2 separate regions of the Homo sapiens genome follow, and region 2 is linked to region 1. A link is an interaction called in ENCODE POLR2A ChIA-PET data of the cell type or tissue named here. Cell type or tissue: GM12878. All regions are shown on one strand. Each heading gives the region's core, and the rest is flanking DNA. Links, peaks and the distances in the headings are about the cores only.

Evidence for each region. ChIA-PET counts read pairs that join two places held together with the same protein. Peaks named below come from ENCODE experiments on the same cell type or tissue, not always from the same donor. Only the 100,000 strongest peaks of a DNase experiment are listed, where the experiment ranks them.
Region 2: POLR2A ChIA-PET joins it to region 1 with 6 read pairs; 10 of 35 experiments call an interaction of 5 or more read pairs at or near these places.

What each region holds. Positions count from the first base shown.
Region 1 is chr17:58,674,499-58,684,984 of GRCh38, reverse strand. All of the region lies in intron 1 of TEX14 (testis expressed 14, intercellular bridge forming factor), which reads left to right. The region is part of intron 1 of IGBP1C (IGBP1 family member C); the gene reads left to right. It also overlaps the pseudogene RNU1-52P and the pseudogene RNVU1-34. Among named protein-coding and RNA genes, the nearest start is that of IGBP1C, 12 kb to the left of the region's middle. In GM12878, for the core only: no CTCF peak of the experiment used is centred there; DNase peaks (open chromatin) are centred at 5,042 and 5,514; H3K27ac peaks cover 260 bases.
Region 2 is chr17:58,596,811-58,607,296 of GRCh38, reverse strand. TEX14 (testis expressed 14, intercellular bridge forming factor) reads left to right here. Exons shown (of 32, transcript NM_031272.5): 11 at 2,168-2,319; 12 at 4,707-4,897; 13 at 5,341-5,491; 14 at 7,631-8,421. Among named protein-coding and RNA genes, the nearest start is that of SEPTIN4, 58 kb to the right of the region's middle. In GM12878, for the core only: no CTCF peak of the experiment used is centred there; a DNase peak (open chromatin) is centred at 1,606.

The DNA of each region.
Region 1 (10,486 bases), core at 1,406-9,405:
TGACTATTTATATGATTTTTTGGGGGACTGAGTTTTGCTCTGTCACCTAGGCATGATTTCTGCTTGCTGCAACCTCTGTCTTGAGGGTTCAAGCAATTCTTATGCCACAGCCTCTTGAGTAGCTGAGATTACAGGTGTGAGACACCACGCCCAGCTAATTTTTGTATTTTTTAGTGGAGACAGGGTTTTGCCATATTGGCCAGGCTGATCTCGAACTCCTGACCTCAGGTGATCTGCCCACCTCTGCCTCCCTATTAATCTATATGAGTTTTTAAAAAATAAGTGGTAGGAGGAAGAAAGCTTTTTATTTATTTATTTATTTATTTATTTATTTATTTATTTATTTATTTATTTGAGACAGGGTCTCACTGTCGCCCAGGCTGGAGTGCAGTGGCACGATCTTCTCACTGCCACCACTGCCTCCCTGGTTCAAGTGATTCTCCTGCCTCAGCCTCCAGAGTAGCTGGGAACAGGCACGTGTCACCATGCCCGGCTAATATGGAAGCAATTTTTTTTTTTTTTGGGACGGAGTTTCGCTCTTGTTGCCCAGGCTGGAGTGCAATGGTGTGATCTCAGCTCACTCCAACCTCCGCCTCCCGTGTTCAAGCGATTCTCCTGTATCAGCCTCCCAGATAGCTGGGATTACAGGCACCCACCACCATGCCTCACTAATTTTTGTATTTTTAGTAGAGATGGGGTTTCATCATATTGGTCAGGCTGGTCTCATGCTCCTGACCTCAGGTGATCCACCCGCCAAGGCCTCCCAAAGTGCTGGGATTATAGGCTCACGTGAGTCACCATGCCGGGCGGAAGCATTTTTTTTTCTTTCCAGTTGTGACCTAATTTTCTGAGCAGTCTTTGAAATAATCAGTTCCTTCCCCTTCTATATGAAATGTTACCTTTATCGTATACTTTTATATATGTAGGTCCTATCGCTCTGTAGCCAGGCTGGAGTGCAGTGGCACCATCTCGGCTCACTGCAACCTCCGTCTCTCGGGTTCAAGCAGTTCTTCTGCCTCAGCCTCCCGAGTAGCTGGGATGACAGGGATGCACCACCACGCCCAGCTAATTTTTGTATTTTTAGTAGAGATGGGGTTTCATCATGTTGGCCAGGATAGTCTTGATATCTTGACCTTGTGATCCGCCCGCCTCAGCCTCCCAAAGTGCTGGGATTACAGGCGGGAACCACTCCACCTGACCAAGTCTCTCTTTTTTTTTTTTTGAGCTGGAGTCTTGCTCTGTCGCCCAGGCTGGAGTGCAGTGGCGCAGTCTCAGCTCACTGCAGACCCCGCCTTCCGGGTTCAAGCAATTCTCCTGCCTCAGCCTCCCGAGTAGCTGGGATTACGGGCGTGAGCCACTATGCCTGGCTAATTTTTGTATTTTTAGTAGAGACAGGTTTTCACCATGTTGACCAGGCTGGTCTTGAACTCCTGACCTCAGGTTATCCGCCTGCCTCAGCCTCCCAAAGTGCTGGGATTACAGGCGTAAACCACCGCACCTGGCCAATTCTGTCTCTTTTTAAATAATCTACTAGATTCAGTTTATAAAGATTTTATATGTTTACTTATGTTAGTATTTAACAAACATATATTTCCTTTTTTTTTTGGGGGGGGGGATGGAGTCTTGCTTTGTCACTCAGGCTGGAGTGCAGTGGTGTGATCTCAGCTCACTGCAACCTCCGCCTCCCAGGTTCGAGCAATTCTCCTGCCTCAGCCTCCGGAGTAGCTGGGATTACAGACACGTGCCACCATGCCCAGCTAATTTTTGTATCTTTAGTAGAGATGGGGTTTTGCTATGTTGCCCAGGCTGGTCTTGAACTCTTGACCTCAAGTGATTCACCCGCCTCAGCCTCCCAAACTGCTGGGATTACAGGCGTGAGCCACCGTGCTCAGCCTTTCCTCATTTTTGTCTTTTTTTTTTTTTTTTTTTTTTGAGACAGACTCTCGCACTGTCGCCCAGGCTGGAGTGCAATGGCGCGATCTCGACACATTGCAACCTTGGCCTCTCAAAGTGCTGGGATTGTAGGTGTTAGCCACCGCATCCAGCTCCTCATTTTTTTCTAATCAAAGAAATGAGGCTCTTCTCAAAGGATATTAAGGTATGCAGGACCTCTGTGAGGATTATAACAGTAACATTTTTCTTAACTTGCTTAGAGTTACAAGGCAGTGGAGGACAGACATCTTTTTGCCTAAGGCTGACTCCCTTGAACAGATATTTTGATAACTAGGCCAATAGCAATGAAATTTTTGTGAAACATTGAAACTGGGACTTGTGAGGATTCATGAGCCACTTAAGACTCTGTAGGCTGGGCAGCCGGGCATGGTGGCTCACGCCTATAATCCCAGCACTTTGGGAAGCTGAGGTGGGCCTGTAAATTATCAACATTTTGTTTTGTGAAATAAAACACACTTTGAAATCTGGTTGGAGGAGTGGTCGTGGTGGCTCACACCTGTAATCCCAGTACTTTGGGAGGTTGAGGCAGGTGGATCATTTGGGGTCAGGAGTTCGAGACCAGCCTCGCCAACATGGCAAAAACCCATCTCTACTAAAAATACAAAAACTAGCCGGGCATGGTGGCATGTGCTTGTAATTCCAGCTACTCAGGAGGCTGAGGCAGGAGAACCGCTTGAACCTGGGAGGCAGATGTGGCAGTGAGCTGAGATGGCACCACTGCACTCTAGCCTGGACGACAGAGTAAGACTCTGTCACAAAAAAAAAAAAAGAAAGACTCTGTGGCCTGGGCATGGTGGTTCCATGCCTCTAATCCCAACTGTCTGGGAGGCGGAGACGGGTCAATTGCTTGAGCCCAGGAGTTTGAGCCCAGCCTGGGCAACATGGTGAAACTCCCTCTCTACAAAAAATACAAAAGTTAGCCAGACATGGTAGTGTGTGCCTGTAGTCCCAGCTACTCAGGAGGCTCACTTGACCCCTGGGGGTCAAGGCTGCAGTGAGCTGTGATGGTGCCACTGCACTCTAGCCTGAAGAAGGCACTGCTAGTCACAAATCTTCTGAAACTGGCATTTTGGTTGTAAGAATTGTTTGGTGGTAATGGCAGTATAGTTCACATACATTACCTTTTCCCTTACATGAGTTGTTCCACCAGATTTCTTTTTTCTTTTCTTTTTTTTTGTTTTTTTGTTTGAGACAAGAGTTTCCTGCTGTCACCCAGGCTGGAGTGCAATGGCATGATCTTAGCTCACTGCAACCTCTGCCTTTCAGGTTCAAGCGATTCTCCTTCATCAGCCTCCTGGGTAGCTGGGATTACAGATGCACACCACCAGATATTTTTGTATTTTTAGTAGAGACAAGGTTTCACCATGTTTGCCAGGCTGGTCTCGAACTCCTGGCCTCAAATGATCCACCTGCCTCGGCCTCCCACAGTACTGGGATTACAGGTGTGAGCCACTGCGACCAGCCCTCCAACCAGATTTCAAAGTGTGTTTTATTTCACAAAACAAAATGTTGACAATTTATAGAGCATACATATACATATGTGTGTATGTATATATATATTACATAATACTTCTTTGAAAAGGAAAGTATATAAAAATAAAACTGATAGACTGTCAGAACATCAGACTTGAGAACAAGTGTCTGGTTGCATCACAGAATCCCCTACCTCCTTGTCCCAATATTCTTTTTCTCCCCATCTAAGACACCTCTATGTTCTCAGTTGTTGCTTGTTTAGCAAGATTTTTATTTTCATTTTTATTTATTTATCATTAGAGATGGAGTTTCGATCTTGTTGCTCAGGCTGGAGTGCAATGGCACAGTCTCGGCTCACTGCAGCCTGGGTTCAGGCGATTCTCCTGTCTCAGCCTCCCGAGTACCCAGGTGCCCACCAGCATGCCCGGCTAATTTATTTTTAGTAGAGAGGGTTTCGCCATGTTGGCCAGGCTGGTCTTGAACTCCTGACCTCAGGTGATCCACCCACCTCAGCCTCCCAAAGTGCTGGGATTACAGGTGTGAGCCACTGCACCTGGCCCAAGATTTTTAAAACAGCATTATTTCTTCCTTTTGTAAAGATGGAAAACCGTGAGCTTGAAGTCAGTGACAAGGAAAAAAAAGTTATAAACTCTGGCTAATTTATTTTGGCAGAAGAGAAGATACCAGAAGAGTCCTTCTGTAAAATAAAAGATGTGGGATATTAGGGTGGTTCTAGTGTGATCTTGGAAAGACAATTGAAGAACACTGTTAACTCTGAAACTCCAATTCTAATTTGTTTTTTTGGTTTTTGTGGGGTTTTTTTGAGACAGAGTCTTGCTCTGTCGCCCAGGCTAGAGTGCAGCGGCGTGATCTCAGCTCATTGCAACCTCCATCTCCTAGGTTCAAGAGGTTCTCCTGCCTCTTGAGTAGCTGGGATTACAGGTGCCTGCCACCATGCCCAGCTGATTTTTGTATTTTTATTAGAGATAGGGTTTTACCATGTTGGCCAGGCTGGTCTCGAATTCCTGACCTCAAGTGATCTGCCCGCATTGGCCTCCCAAAGGGCTGGGATTACAGGCAGGAGTCACAGCGTCCGGCCTGCTTCATTCAAAATTAGAATTAGCGTTTGTGCAATTGATCTTTCAAGTAAGATTGATCATTTGCTGCATGTTTGAAAGACAGCATTTTGTATGTAAGCATGACACTTTGGACTGGTAGGTAACCTATACAGAGATTGGATTTTCAGATATGTAGACTGGATTTTCAGAAATAATTTTACCAAATTTCATGTTTTCAAACTTACTCAGGTTACGTGTATAGCAGCTTGTTTAACTGCGCAAGAAAGCCGTGCGCGCCTGTTTTTGCAGCTGCTGGGGAAGACTGAAACAGGAAAATCCCCTGAGGCCAGAAGTTCGATAACTACTGTACCCCAGCCTGGGCAACAAAGCAAGACTTTGTCTCTGGGGGGAAAAAAAAAGAAAAAAGACACCATAGTGGCATCATTAGTGCCAAACCCTTAAAGGCAGGAGCTAGTTTACGTTATTTACCTTTTAATCTGTAGAGCATTTTTAAGTTTTATTTCAGTCGTGTCACCAAGCATACTAGGAAAGGACATACTGAATGAGATCATCCAAAGGGGTGTGGAGTATGTAGATAAGCGCAGTGACTGCTGGCTATTTGCACCCTAGGCTTATATTTCTTAAGATTTTGAATAGCCAGATATTAAAAATACAGGTGCTGGGTTATTGTAGTTTGGAAAATATCTTTATTCCAGAAATTAGGGGGTCTAAAGAGCACATGAGAAAAATGATCCTATATTTAGAGTGGTTTGAATCTAAGGGTGAACTCTCAGGCAGCGCTGGGGACTCATACTTAACTGGCAAGGGAAATAACATGATCATTAAAGGTGGATTTTTCAGGGTGAGGTTTGTCTCTTGCATTGTGGATGTGCTGACCCCTGTGGTTTTCTACAAATGTGGGAAACTTAATTGCATAATTTGTGGTAGTGGGGACTATGTTGGTTCTCTCCCCTGATCTGGCTTGTTTATAAAAGGCGTACGTTGTATCTTTGCTTCGTAGGTTTTCCTGTGTTATATTGTAACCTCCTGTTTTGGAATAGCGAGAGATTGATGCCTTCTAATGGTCATTTTTTTCTCCACACACGCTTTTGGTCTCACACCCCTCGTGGTTGGTGTTGTCATTGAGTACTACAGTGATTTGCCATTACAATCAGAAGTACGCAGTTGAATACCTTTGGCGGCTCTAAGGGAGTGTTACCTTCACATTTTCCTTGTTTGTAGCCCTTTCCTTTTCAAAGCTAACAATTTAGCATCTTCTGACTTTTCTTCTGTCTTTATATCTTTTTGTGGACCTCCAGAGTCCTTCTGTTTTTTTTCTTTTCTTGGAGACGGCGTTTCGCTCTTGTAGCCCAGGCTGGAGTACAATGGCGCAATCTCAGCTCACAGCAACCTCAGCCTCAAGGGTTCAAGGGATTCTCCTGCCTCAGCCTCTTGAGTAGCTGGGATTACAGGCACACGCCACCACGCCTTGCTAATGTTTGTATTTTTAGTAGAGACGGGGTTTCACCATGTTGGCCAGGCTGGTCTCGCACTCCTAACCTCAGGTGATTTACCTGCCTCGGCCTCCCAAAGTGCTGGGATTACAGGTGTGAGCCACGGCGCCTGGCTCCAGTGTCCTTCTCTTTTATTATTATTATTATTATTATTATTATTATTATTATACTTTAAGTTCTAGGGTACATGTGCACAACGTGCAGGTTTGTTACATATGTATACATGTGCCATGTTGGTTTGCTGCACCCATTAACTCGTCATTTACATTAGGTATGTCTCCTAATGCTATCCCTCCCCGTTTCCCCCATCCTATGACAGACCCTGGTGTATGATGTTCCCCACCCCGTGTTCAAGTGTTCTCATTGTTCAATTCCCACCTATGAGTGAGAACATACGGTGTTTGGTTTTCTGTCCTTGCAAAGTTTGCTCAGAATGATGGTTTCCAGCTTCATCCATGTCCCTACAAAGGACATGAACTCATCCTTTTTTATGGCTGCATAGTGTTCCGTGGTGTATATGTGCCACGTTTTCTTAATCCATTCTATCATTGATGGACATTTGGGTTGGTTCCAAGTCTTTGCTATTGTGAATAGTGCTGCAATAAGCATACACGTGCATGTGTCTTTATAGTAGCATGATTTATAATCCTTTGGGTATATACCCAGTAATGGGATTGCTGGATCAAATGGTATTTCTAGTTCTAGATCCTTGAGGAATCGCCACACTGTCTTCCAGTGTCCTTCCCTTAAGGACCCTGTGATTACATTAGGCCCATCTGGATAAGCTTTTCATCTTAAATCAATCACATCTAAAAACTTCCCTTTTTTTTCCCCCTTGAGTTGGAGTCTCGCTCTGTCGCCCAGGCTGGAGTGCAGTGGCACCATATCTGCTCACTGCAACCTCTGCCTACCAGGTTCAAGCAATTCTCCTGCCTCAGCCTCCCGAATAGCTGGGCTTACAGGCACCCGCCACCATGCCAGGCTAATTTTTGTATTTTTAGTAGAGATGGGGTTTCACCATGTTGGCCAGGCTGGTCTTGAACTCCTGACCTCGTGATCTGCCTGCCTTGGCCTCCCAAAGTGTTGGGATTACAGGCGTGAGCCACCGTGCCCAGCCATTTCTGGCTCTTAAACTTTGGAAAAGTCTTTATCTTGTAAGTAGCAGGCTAGAACTTGTGCAAGAAGAGTGACCCTATGTGAAGAGTGTTTTGAATCTGAGGGTGAGATGTCAGGCAACAACCATGCCTTCCACTTTACCGGGCAGGGAAGATACCCTGACCACAAAGGTGGTTTTCCCAGGGCAAGGTTCACTCATTGCATTCTGTGTTTGCTGGCCCCTGTGATTTCCCCAAATGTGGGATACTCAACTGCATAATTTGTGGTAGTGGGCGACTGTGTTCACACTTTCCCCTGTGTTATTCTTTGTCAAATGGGAAGTAGCCAATGTGATTGTCTGTGGCCGTGTTTGGCTTCTCCTTGCTTGTTTCTTGTGAACTGTGTCTTTAAATTTCCATGGAAGTGAGAAGCTGTACTACTATTTAGTTTGTGATAGTAACAGGCTTCCTTGGTGTTTTTTCTTGGCTGTGTTCCCTTAATCCAGCATAAACTTTGTACACAATGAGTACCACATATATGTTGGCTGAGTCAAATGAACTGGAAATCAAACTCAGGAAGGATTTCCTTTAAGCATTTTTATTTTTAGAGACAGGGTCTTGCTCTTGTCTCCCAGACTGGAGTACAGTGGTGCTCAATCATGGCTCAAAGCAGCCTTGACCTCCTGGACTCAGTCCTTCTGCCTCAGCCTTCCAAGTAGCTGTACAGGCATGTGCCACCACGGCTGGCTAATTTTTTTTTTTTTTTTTTTTTTGAGACGGAGTTTCCCTCTTGTTGCCCAGGCTGGAGTGCAATGGTTTGATCTCGGCTCCCAGCACCCTCCACCTCCTGAGTTCAAGCGATTCTCCTGCCTCAGCCTCCTGAGTAGCTGGGATTACAGGCACCCGCCACAACACCTGGCTACTTTTTTGTATTTTTTAGTAGAGACGGGGTTTCGCCATGCTGGCCAGACTGGCCTCAGGTGATCTGCCTGCCTCGTCCTCCCAAAGTACTGGGATTACAGGCGTGAGCCACCCCACCTGGTCAGCTGGCTAATTTTAAAAGAACTTTTTGTAGCATAGGGTCTCGCTATGTTGCCCAGGCTGGTCTCGAACTCTTGGCCTCAAGTGATCCTCCCACCTCGGCCTCTCAAGGTGCTGGGATTACAAAAATGAGTACCATACCTGGCCCCTAAAGGATTTTAACCTGCTCTTAACAATGACTATAGAATTGAAATTCATTCATTGCATTCTAAAATGACTACTTTGAATGATCACCTTTAGGTTCTGACATAGTAGTTTGTTGGTTTTGTTTTGTTTTGTTTTCTTTTGTTTGAGATGGAGTTTCACTCTTATTGCTCAGTCTGGAGTGCAATGGCATGATCTTGGCTCACTGCAACCTCTGCCTCCCAGGTTCAAGTGATTCTCTTGCCTCAGCCTCCCGAGTAGCTGAGATTACAGACGCCTGCCACCACGCCTGGGTTTTTTTGTGTTTTTTTTTGTTTTTTTGGTTTTTTTTGAGATGGATTTTCTCTCTTGTTGCCCAAGCTGGAGTGCAATGCTGTGATCTTGGCTTACTGCAACCTCTGCCCCCAGGGTTCAAGTGATTCTCCTGCCTCAACCTCCTGAGTAGCTGGGATTACAGGCACCTGCCACCACGCCTGGCTAATTTTCTTATTTTTAGTAGAGATGGGGTTTCACCATTTTGGCCAGGCTGGGCTTGAACTCCTGATCTCAGGTGATCTGCCTGCGTCAGCCTTCCAAAGTGCTGGGATCACAGGCGTGAGCAACTGCACCTGGCCGACTAATTTTTATGTTTTAGTAGAGAGGGTTTCACCATGTTGGTCAGGCTGGTCTCGAACTCGTGACTTCAGGTGATCCATTAACCTCAGCCTCCCAACGTGCTGGGATATACATGTGTGAGCCACGGCACCTGGCCCATAGTAGTTTTAAAAAGGGAAAAGCTTACATACTACTATGATATATCAATTTAAAAATGCAAAAAGTCCAGACTCAGTGGCTCGTGCTTGTAATCACCGTACCTTTGGAGGCCCAGGCGACAGAACAAGAACCTGTCTCTAAAAATTAAAAACATGTTTAAAGGAAATCCTTTTGGAAATGCTTCCTGAGTTTGATTTCCAGTTCATTCAATTCAGCCAATATATAATGGGGTACTTATTGTAAACAAAGCTTATTCTGGGTGAGGGGAATGCAGATACCCTTGGAACATAGTCCTTGTCATAATCAGGAGTCTGTCTGGGGAAGGGAGATGGGGAAACCATCTGTTAATATTATACCATACAATTCACCCATTTAAAAGATAGTTTGATTTTTAGAAAGAGCCAGAGATTGTCTGGAGACTTTTTTATGTGAACATAACCCCAATATTGTATTGTCTTCATTATAAAACAAAAGATGACACTTAGAACTGGATATCATTTGGCCCTTTCTCTTCTCATCTCCTCTCACTTCAAAATGCTTACATCTCTTAATACCCAGCATTCTCTTTGTTCTGCAGTTGGGCTCAACACACTCAAGGCTTGGCACAATCTTCTTTGTAGTTTTAGCTTTTTTCGGGAAAATCAACTAGTTTGCCCACCCATAGCCAGATACTTGTCATTTTGATTCTAGCAATCATAGTGAGGGTGAAGTGGTATTTCATGGTGATTTTGATTTGTATTACCCTGATGGCTAAGAATATTGAACATATTTTCGTGTGCTTATTGGCTATTTGCATCTTTTTTTTTTTTTGGAGATGGTTTCCCTGTGTCATCCAGGCTGGAGTGCAATGGCACAATGTCAGCTCACTGCAACTTCCACCTCCCAGGCTCAAGTGATTCTCATGCCTCAGCCTCCCAAGAAGCTGGGGTTATAGGCATGTGCTACCATGCCCAGCTAATTTTTGTGTTTTTTGTAGAGATGGGGTTTCGTCATGTTGGCCAGGCTGGTCTCAAACTCCTGGCTTCAAGTGATGCACCCCCCCTCAGCCTCCCACAGTGCTGGGATTACAGGTGTGAGCCACCGTGCCCGGCCTACCTGCCTTTTTTTTTTTTTTTCCAAAGGCCTCATCGAAGATAAATCTTTTTTTTTTTTTAACCACTTTATTGAAGGATAATTGACATACTATACTTGTGCTTTTGATGTCATATGTAAGAAATCATTCCCTAATTGGAGGTCAGGAAGATTTACATCTATGTTTTCTTCTTAGTGTTTCTATTCGTTTTTTGAGATGGATTCTCACTCTGTCACCCAGGCTGGAGTGCAGGGGCAGGATCTCGGCTCACTGCAACCTCCGCCTCCCAGGTTCAAGCGATTCTTGTGCCTCTCCGTCTCGAGTAGCTGGGATTACAGGCCTGAGCCACCATGCTCAGCTAATTTTTGTATTTTTAGTAGAGAC
Region 2 (10,486 bases), core at 919-8,918, 77 kb after region 1:
TGACCTCAGGATGGAACCTCAGGTAGAAGTGTCAGAAATGTTAGACAGCAAGCCGTTGCAGGTGTAACAACATACCCTTCTTTGAAAGCTGGTAACATGAGTTGATTATTCACCAACCCAAAGTAGCCTTCAATCCCACATTTATTTTTGGTAACACTCTACTAGGGCATATCAGTTTGTTGAATGTCATTGTCAAGGATAGCATTCCATCTCTTGGTATAAAAGTGATACAGCAGTTTCTCCTACCTTCAGCTCCTTCCTTTTTTTTTTTTTTTTTTTTTTTTGAGACAGTAGCCCAGTCTGGAATGCAGTGGTGCGATCTCGGCTCACAGCAACCTCTGCCTCCCGGATTCAAGCAATTCTGCCTCAGCCTCCTGAGTAGCTGGCATTACAGGCACGTGCCACCATGCCCAGCTAATTTTTGTGTTTTTAGTAGAGATGGGGTTTCACCATGTTGGCCAGGCTGGTCTTGAATTCCTGACCTCAAGTGATCCACCCGCCTCGGCCTCCTAAAGTGCTGGGATTACAGGCATGAGCCACTGCTCCTGGCCCTTTTTTTTTTTAAGATGGAGTCTCACTCTGTTACCCAGGCTGGAGTGCAGTGGCTCAGTCTTGGCGCACTGCAACCTCTGCCTCCTGGGTTCAATATATAATTATGTATTAAATTTGTATGCATATCCACACTGTTCACACTATACTAGGCCATAGGTGACTTTTCAGCAATATAACTAAAGTCAATACTAGCTTTTTCACCTTCATGACTTCATGAACTCACTGCCCTCTATCCAAAGATTTGCTGGAAGAAACTTTATTTAGGGAAGTTTGCTCAAAGTCTGAGAAGCCCATCTCATCGTCTAAAATCTATCCTTTTTCCAGACCAACAAAAAACTTGCTGTCACTTGCTTTTTAAAAACTTAATTCTTAATTATCAACTGCCAGTCATTAAGTCTTGACTGAATGCCTCCCATAATATTCATACTAATTCTTTACATGAAAGAGCGCTTTATGGCTCACCGAGTGTTTCTACATCCATGATCTCATTTGACTGTCATGACAGCTGTGGGCACAAGTCAGTGCTGAGTTTACCCTGAGGACTCTTGCTGGGCCAGAAGACATTTAGGATGCTCTGACTTAGCTCTTAAGGAGTCTGGTTGGGAAGAGTTATTTAAGCATATGAGTGAACCCTTGAGTGCTAAACTGAGAGGACACATTCCCAAAAGGGCAGGAGTTCAGAAAAGAAATAATCATGAGGAGTTGGGGAAGTCCCAGATGGCTTTGATAAAGCAGATGGGGGTTGAGAGGGCTCTTGAAAGAGTTTACGTTCATTTATTCAACAGCAAGCATCAAGGCCCTGGTGTAAGCCCAGAAGTACAGTGATATAAAAGCAGATGAGTTGCCTACTCTCATGGAGCTGACTCTCTAGAATGGAGGGGAGACAGATAAACTAAATGAACACAAATTCAGATAATAAGTGCTCTGAAACCAATAAAACAGGACTACTTTAGATTAGGCAGTCAGGGAGGGCCTCCTTGAGGAAGTGACTTTCAGACAAATATCTCAGTCACAAAAAGTAGCTAGTCATTCTAGGATCTGTGGGCAGAGCATGCCTGGCAGAAGCTGCCAGTGCAAAGACTTGAAGAACATGAGGTATGTTGGAGGAACTGAAAGAAGGTCCCTGTGACTTGAGTGGAGTGGGTGAGCAGTAGAGTTGCCAGATGAAGTGGTGGAGAGGGCCCGGGTGGAATAGTAAGGAATTGCAGGTATTGGAACAGCTCTGAAGCAGTGTGGACTAGCTCATTGTCTAGCTAGGTTTCCAGGAACTCAAAGAGGTTGTCAGCCTTCAGAGGCAAAGTTTTCACAAATGTAGTATGTTGATTAAAAGACCCACGAGCCTGGCCAACATGGCAAAACCTCGTCTCTACTAAAATACAAAAATTAGCCGGGCCTGGTGACACACACCTGTAATCCTAGCTACTTGGGAGGCTGAGGCAGGAGAATCGCTTGAACCCGGGAGGTGGCAGAGGTTGCAGTGAGCTGAGATCACGCTGCTGCTTTCCAGCCTGGGTGACAGGGCAAGACTCTGAATGAATGAAAGAATGAATGAATGAATGAATGAATAAAAGACCCTTTAAGGCATGAGCGCTGACTTGTGAGTTTCCTTCCGTAGCGAGGACAGAGGTGTACAGAGGGACCTGACTCGAGTGCCCCTTCCTACGCAGCTATACAACTGGGCCGCACCAGAAGTGATCTTACAGAAGGCAGCCACAGTGAAATCAGACATCTACAGCTTTTCTATGATCATGCAGGAGATTTTAACAGGTAGATCAAGATCATTAATGGTTGACCAAAGTCCCTATTCTTAGGTTGCATTTTTCTCCCCCCACAGGAGTTACTGACTTTTATGAAAATAGAAGACTTATTAAAAAGAGACTTCTTGGCTGGGAGCAGTGGCTCACGCCTGTAATCCCAGCACTTTGGGAGGCTGAGGCGGGTGGATCACCTGAAGTCAGGAGTTCAAGACGAGCCTGGCCAAAATGGTGAAACCCTGTCTCTACTAAAAATACAAAAATTAGCTGGGCGTGGTGGCACGTGCCTGTAGTCCCAGCTACTTGGGAGGCTGAGGCAGGAAAATCACTTGAACCTGGGAGGCAGAGGTTGCAGTGAGCTGAGATAGCGCCACTGCACTCCAGCCTGGGTGACAGAGTGAGACTCTGTCTCAAAAGAAAAAAAAAAGACTCAGCAAAGCCCATCCATCTGCTTGTCAGTGATGATGCATTTAATCCACACTAAAAAAATTTATTTTTATTTTTATTTTTTATTTTTTTTGAGACAGAGTCTTGCTCTGACACCCAGGCTGGAGTGCAGTGGCTCGATCTCGGTTTACTGCAACCTCTGCCTCCCGGGTCCAAGCGATTCTTCTGCCTCAGCCTCCCGAGTAGCTGGGACTACAGGTGCACACCACCACGCCCAACTGATTTTTGCATTTTTAGTAGAGACGGGGTTTTACCATATTGGCCAGGCTGGTCTCGATCGCTTGACCTTGTGATCTACCCACCTCGGCCTCCTGAAGTGCTGAGATTACAGGTGTGAGCCACCACGCCCGGCCGAAGCAAACTTTTTAACCTGAATATTGGTATCAGTACTTATGATCTATGTGTGGTATCCCTTGAGAACTTGTAAATTAGGGGGAAAGACTAGCCTCTGAGAAGTAAACTATGAAACACACCCTGTGTCCATTAGATGTATAAACAGTGTCACTTGAAAGAAATGGATGTACTTCCAAATCCACTGCTCTGATGTGGAGAAAGTAGTCACATATCTGAAGATGGAAGGAATCCTTCAAAAGAAAGACACACACACACACACACACACACACACACACACACACACACACACACACACACACACAGTAAAATCACATTAAGGGCTGCTTTTTTTTTTTTTTGACAGAGTCTCACTCTGTTGCCCAGGCTGAAGTGCAGTGGCGGGATCTTGGCTCACTGCAACTTCTGCCTCCCGGGTTCAAGCGATTCTCCTGCCTCAGCCTCCCAAGTAACTGGGACTACAGGCGCGTGCCACCATGCCCGGCTAATTTTTTCTATTTTTAGTACAGACGGGGTTTCACCGTATTAGCCAGGATGGTCTGGATCTCCTGACCTCGTGATCCGCCCACCTCAGCCTCCTAAAGTGCTGGGATTACAGGCGTGAGCCAACGTGCAAGGCTTTTTTTTTTTTTTTTTTTAAGATGGAGTCTTACTCTGTTGCCCAGGCTGGAGTGCAGTGGCGCGATCTCAGCTCACTGCAACCTCCACCTCCTGGGTTCAAGTGATTCTCCTGCCTCGGCCTCCCAGAGTAGCTGAGATTACATGTGCTCGCCACCACACCCAGCTAATTTTTGTATTTTTAGTAGGGATGGGATTTCACTGTGTTGGCCAGGCTGGTTTCAACCTCTGACCTCAGGTGATCCACCCACCTCGGCCTCCCAAAGTGCTAGGATTACAGGCGTGAGCCACCACGCCCGGCCAAGGGCTGCTTTTTTATGGTGTTTGCAGTCCCAGAGGCAAAATGACAATATACATGAGATGAATATTGGGCTCCCCTGCCAGCGGGGAGCCCATGTGTACATGTTGCTGACACTATTGTTTCCTATCTCTGTGGCGGTGATCTCTCTGGTAAATGAGTAAAGTGGCTTCTCACTTATGAATTGGCCTTCCAGGTAGTTTTTTTTTGTTTTTTTGTTTTCTGTTTTTGTTGCTAGGCTGGAGTGCAGTGGCGCAATCTCAGCTCACTACAACCTCTGCCTCCCGGGTTCAAGCGATTCTCCTGCCTTAGCCTCCTGAGTGGCTGGGATTGCAGGTGTGCGCCACCACGCCTGGCTAATTTTTGTATTTTTAGTAGAGAGGGGATTTCACCATGTTGGCCAGGACGGTCTCGATCTCTTGACCTTGTGATCCACCCGCCTCGGCCTCCCAAAGTGCTGGGATTACAGGTGTAAGCCACCACGCCCGGCCCCTCTGGGTAGTTTTTCTACAGAGAGAAATTAATATATAAGGAAATGAATTGTTTCTAAAGTACAGTGGATTAGAAAAAAAAATAAAGAAGTTAAGTGACTTGCCTAAGGTTACCCAGCTTCATCTGATTTCTTTTCCCCCCACTCCACTCTTTGGTTTCCTAATTTACTCTTTTGTATGACTTTTTCCTTACAGATGACATACCCTGGAAGGGCTTAGATGGCTCAGTTGTTAAAAAAGCCGTAGTCTCGGGGAATTATTTAGAAGCTGATGTCAGGCTTCCGAAACCTTACTATGATATTGTTAAGTCAGGCATCCACGTCAAGCAGAAAGACCGAACTATGAACCTTCAAGATATCCGGTATATTCTGAAGAATGACTTAAAGGCAAGCCCTGAAGTTGTTGGGAGTTTATTTCTGCTTACCTAACTCAGGAGAATAGGGAGTTAGAGACAAGATGAAGCTAGAGACCAAGTTGTAAGAAATTTTGGAAATCCTCATTTTATTACACCATTTCTGTGTTCTTGATAATAGCCTAACTGCTTAACTTGGTGAAAGCAGCATGGAATTGAGGAGGGGAGCTAGGGAGGTTCAACACATATGCATAGTAGGGGCACCCTGTAGGCACTTAGTGGAGATTCAGTGAATGGTAGCTATTATTATTGCTTTTAAGGTATTGGCAATAACAATAAACTAGTTAATTAGGACTAAAGTCAGTCTACCCAACAGGAATAAGAGGGAGTTTATCAGATACTTAGATGGTTTCTAAAGCACCAGTGACATTCAGGATGACTGAGACTATGTCCTTGACAATATTTCCTGTGTTACAGGATTTTACTGGAGCCCAGAGAACTCAACCAACCGAGAGCCCCAGAGTGCAGAGATACGGACTCCATCCCGATGTCAATGTCTATCTAGGACTGACTTCAGAACACCCCAGAGAGACACCTGACATGGAAATCATAGAACTAAAGGAAATGGGTATGGCCTTAATTCACAGGTTGTGTTAGTTTGACACAAATGTGTTCTGAGAGTCACATGAGCTGCAACTAATTGACTCCTCTAAACTGTAGATGTAACTTGTTTGTTTTGTGAGATAAAGTCTAGCTCTATTGCCCAGACTGGAGTACAGTGGCATGCTCTCAGCTCACTGCAACCTCCACTTCCTGGGTTCAAGTGATTCTCATGCCTCAGCCTCCTGAGTAGCTGGGATTACAGGCATGTGCCACCATGCTGGGCTAATTTTTTTCTTTTTTTTTTTTTTTGAGATGGAATCTTGCTCTGTTGCCCAGGCTGGAGTGCAATGGTGGGGTCTCGGCTCATTGCAACCTCCGCCTCCCGGGTTCAAGCAATTCTCCTGCCTCAGCCTCCTGAGTAGCTGGGATTACAGGCACGCACAACCATGCCCAGCTAATTTTTTGTATTTTTAGTAGAGACGGGGTTTCACCATGTTGGCCAGGATGGTCTCGATTTCCTGACCTCGTGATCCACCCGCCTTGGCCTCCCAAAGTGCTGGGATTACAGGTGTGAGCCACTGCGCCCAGCCTTACTTTTTAAATTTTTAGTAGAGACAAGGTCTCACGATGTTGCCCAGGCTGGTCTTGAACTCCTGAACTCAAGCAATCCTCCCACCTGGTCCTCCCAAAGTGCTGGGATTGCAGGCATGAGCCACCACACCTGGCCTAAAAAAGTTTTTTTTTTTTAGAGATGAGGTCTCATTATGTTGCTCAGGTTGGTCTTGAACTCCTGGCCTCAAGCAGTCCTCCCACTTTCGCCTCCCAAAGCACTTGGATTACAGGTATAAGCCACTTTGCCCAACCAATTTTACTACATTTTAGTACATTTGAAAACCTTAGAATTTAGAACTGGAAAGGACCTTGCAGTCATCAGGCTTAATGCCTTCATATTACAGATGAGAAAACTAAGGTTCAGAGAGGTTGTAACCTGCTCAGGATCACAGAGAACTTGTTATAGAACTGGAACCCAGGCCTTCCAATTCCAGCCAAATGACCATTCACTCTGACTCTCCTTCAGCAGTGCTGGAGGCCTCCAGAGTGGCCCTGTAACCTCATTACTTTGACAGCTTAGTCCCATTCTCTGTAAGCTGTACACCTGTAAACCAGGGGTGGTGGGTGGTCAATCCTAGCATAAATTTTTTAGTTTTTTCATTACTCCCATAATGTAATGGCTCCTTGGGTGGTATCTAGGCTACTTTTTTTTTTTTTTTGAGACAGTTTCACTCTTTTTGCCCAGACTGGAGTGCAATGGCGCAATCTCGGTTTACTGCAACCTCTGTCTCCCAGGTTCAAGCGATTCTCCTGCCTCAGCCTCCCAAGTAGCTGAGACTACAGGCATGCACCACCATGCCTGGCTAATTTTTTGTATTTAGTAGAGATGGGGTTTCACCATGTTGGTCAGGCCATGGTGGTCACCATGTTGGTCACCATGTTGGTTTGAGACCACTCGAACTCCTGACCTCAAGTGATCCACCCGCCCTGGCCTCCCAAAGTGTTGGGATTACAGGCGTGAACCACCACGCCTGGCCCTAGGCTACTGTTATCAGATGCTCACCAAGAGCATAACTTTAACTGAGAAATAGTCAAACTCTTTTGTGTGAAAAGAAGGCTATGAACGTGGTCCTTAAGATTCAGGGGAGCTGGGCACGGTGGCTCACACCTGTAATCCCAGCACTTTGGGAGAGTGAGACGGGAGGATCACTTAAAGCCAGGAGTTTGAGAGCAACCTGGGCAACACAGCAAGACCCCATCTCTATAAAACAAAAGAAAACAAGATTCAGGGGCCTCTAATTTGCATGTCCTGACAGTTATGCATGTTTGGACACACAATAAAGCTTAGAATATTTCCTCCATGGCTAGACCCCTGCCCTGACAACAATTTCTGCCTCATTCCATGTCAAAATAGGAGCTTTCCCCTAGGGGACACATACTCCCTCACCCTTTGTGAGTGTATCCAGTAGTCTTCCACAACTGGGAAGGGGGTGGGAAAATAAAAAACTTTTTTTTTTTTTTTGACAGTCTTTGCCTCTTGAACAAGCCAAGGCTGCTTAGCTGCCAAATATGTTCATTTTAATGAGTTGCATTTTGCTGTTTTTTTCAATAGGCAGTCAACCTCATTCACCAAGGGTTCACTCTTTATTCACTGAGGGGACACTAGATCCTCAGGCCCCAGATCCATGTCTGATGGCCAGGGAGACTCAGAATCAAGATGCTCCTTGCCCTGCTCCATTTATGGCAGAAGAGGCCAGCAGCCCCAGCACAGGTCAGCCAAGCCTCTGCAGTTTCGAAATCAACGAGATCTACTCAGGCTGCTTGATTTTGGAAGATGACATAGAAGAGCCTCCAGGAGCTGCTTCATCTTTGGAGGCAGACGGACCTAACCAGGTAGATGAACTGAAATCCATGGAAGAAGAGCTGGATAAGATGGAGAGAGAGGCGTGTTGTTTTGGCAGTGAGGATGAGAGCTCTTCAAAAGCTGAGACAGAGTACTCTTTTGATGACTGGGACTGGCAAAACGGTTCACTCAGTTCACTCAGCCTTCCTGAGTCAACCAGAGAAGCCAAGAGCAATTTGAACAACATGTCCACGACTGAGGAGTATCTCATCAGTAAGTGTGTGCTGGATCTAAAGATTATGCAGACAATAATGCACGAGAATGATGATAGGCTGAGGAATATCGAGCAGATATTAGATGAAGTCGAGATGAAACAGAAGGAACAGGAAGAGCGCATGTCTTTATGGGCCACTTCAAGAGAGTTTACAAATGCCTACAAGTTACCTCTGGCCGTGGGCCCTCCATCTTTAAACTATATTCCTCCTGTCCTACAGCTTTCAGGGGGTCAGAAGCCAGACACCAGTGGCAACTACCCAACCCTACCAAGATTTCCAAGAATGGTAAGAGACTTTCAAGGGGGACATTTTGGCAAAAGATCCAGGAAAAGAAATGGTTGTGGCTGGAAACCTTTCACCCAAGTCTCCAAAGTAAACACTGGGGATCAGTCAGAGATAAGCCATCAGGTAACCTGAGTGGGAGGAAGGGGCATCCTAAGCAGGACCCCAGGGCTGGGTTTGACGTTGCCCCTAACCTATGTGGAGGGACTGACATATATATGCAACTGACTCATAGCAAGGTGCTCTTAGCTTTGGGAAATCAGTCCTCCATGGTGGAATTCCAACGTAGATACTCTCTGTCTCCCAGTTCAGACCCAACACACAGCCCATTGTCCTTCTCTGTAAATTCGTATGTATCAAATTGAACCATATTAAATTTCTGTTTTATTAGTTAAAATGGTCAAGTATTGGCAATTTTGCATGGCTCAACTTATTGAATAAAGTATCTTGGATAGGTATTAATCTCCATTCTAAGCTGCTATTCATTCATTCACTCATTCAACAAACAGCTATAGAGCCAGAGGCTATCTAGACTCTGGGTTTTTTCTTTTTTTTTTTTTTTTGGAGACAGAGTTTTGTTCCTGTTGCCCAGGCTGGAGTGCAGTGGCGTGATCTTGGCTCACCACAACCTCCACCTGTGGGGTTCAAGTGATTCTCCTGCCTCAGCCTCCCTAGCAGGTGGGATTACAGTCATGCGCCACCATGCCTGGCTAATTTTGTATTTTTAATAGAGATGGGGTTTCTTCATGTTGGTCACCGCTGGTCTCGAACTCCTGACCTCAGGTGATCTGCCCACCTCGGCCTCCCAAAGTGTTGGGATTACAGGCATGAGCCACCTTGCCTGGCCTAGACTCTGGGTTCTGATGATGAATAAGCCACAAACTCTGCCCATAAGTAGCTCAGATAACAGCTGGGGACTGAGGGACCTGGTGGATCAAAGAAAACCCCTCAGAGGAGGTGAGCAGACACCATGGGAGCTGGCTAGGAGGTATAGCTTGCAGAGAGGCTCCTCCGTGAGTTTCCTTAAGGACAGGGCCAACATCTGACTCCTCCTGTGTCCCAGCACCTAGCATGGTGACCAGTACATAGAAGGAACTCAGTAAATAGTCAGTGAAGGAATGAGGGGATGAATGAATTAATGAATTTGAACAAGTTCACACTCAGAGAGCTGGCTGCCTCTTGAATTTTATAATTTTAGAGTTGGAAGATCCCTTAGACATGGATTAGCCCTGTCAATTTACAGAGTGTGAAGCTCAAGCCCAGTGATATAAACTTCCTGAGGCCCAGAGATGTCAAGATGCGGGTGGGGTGGGAGAGGTCTGCCTCATTGGAAGGCGGATGTTATTACTGATATTATTTAGAATAGCTGGCCCATGGTGATAAAAAGCAGGCCAACTTTTACTGGGTTTTGTTACTGTTTTAGAATTCTCCGCTTAAGAGTTATCCTCTTTTTTATTTTTTATTTTATTTTATTTATTTTGAGATAGGGTCTCACTCTGTTGCCCAGGCCGGAGTACAGTGGCACGATCTCTGCTCACTGCAAACTCTGCCTCCCAGGTTCAAGCGATTCTCCTGCCTCAGCCTCCCGAGTAGCTGGGACTACAGTCACGTGCCACCATGCCTGGCTAATTTTTTGTATTTTTAGTAGAGACAGGTTTTCACCATGTTGGCCCAGCTGGTCTTGAACTCCTGACCATAGGTGATCCACCTGCCTCAGCCTCCCAAAGTGCTAGGATTACAGGCATGAGCCACCGTGCCTGGCCATATCACCCTTTTATTGCCTATACAGGGAAGATAGCTCTCCCTGCCACCTCTCAACTTGCTGTGCTACAACCAAGGGCCAAGTTGGTTAGGGGCAGGTCTCCTGACTCCTGGTCTGTTGTTCTTTCATTGTACAATACTGAATCTTAGTGAGGCTTCAGTCCTCACTTAGAACATTTGGAAAAGCATTGGCATTTATTTTTGCTGGAGTGAAGTGGCACTGTCATGGCTCACTGCAGCCTCAATCTTCTGGACTCAAGCGATCCTCCCGCCTCAGACCCCTGAGTAGGTGGGACTACAGGCTGTA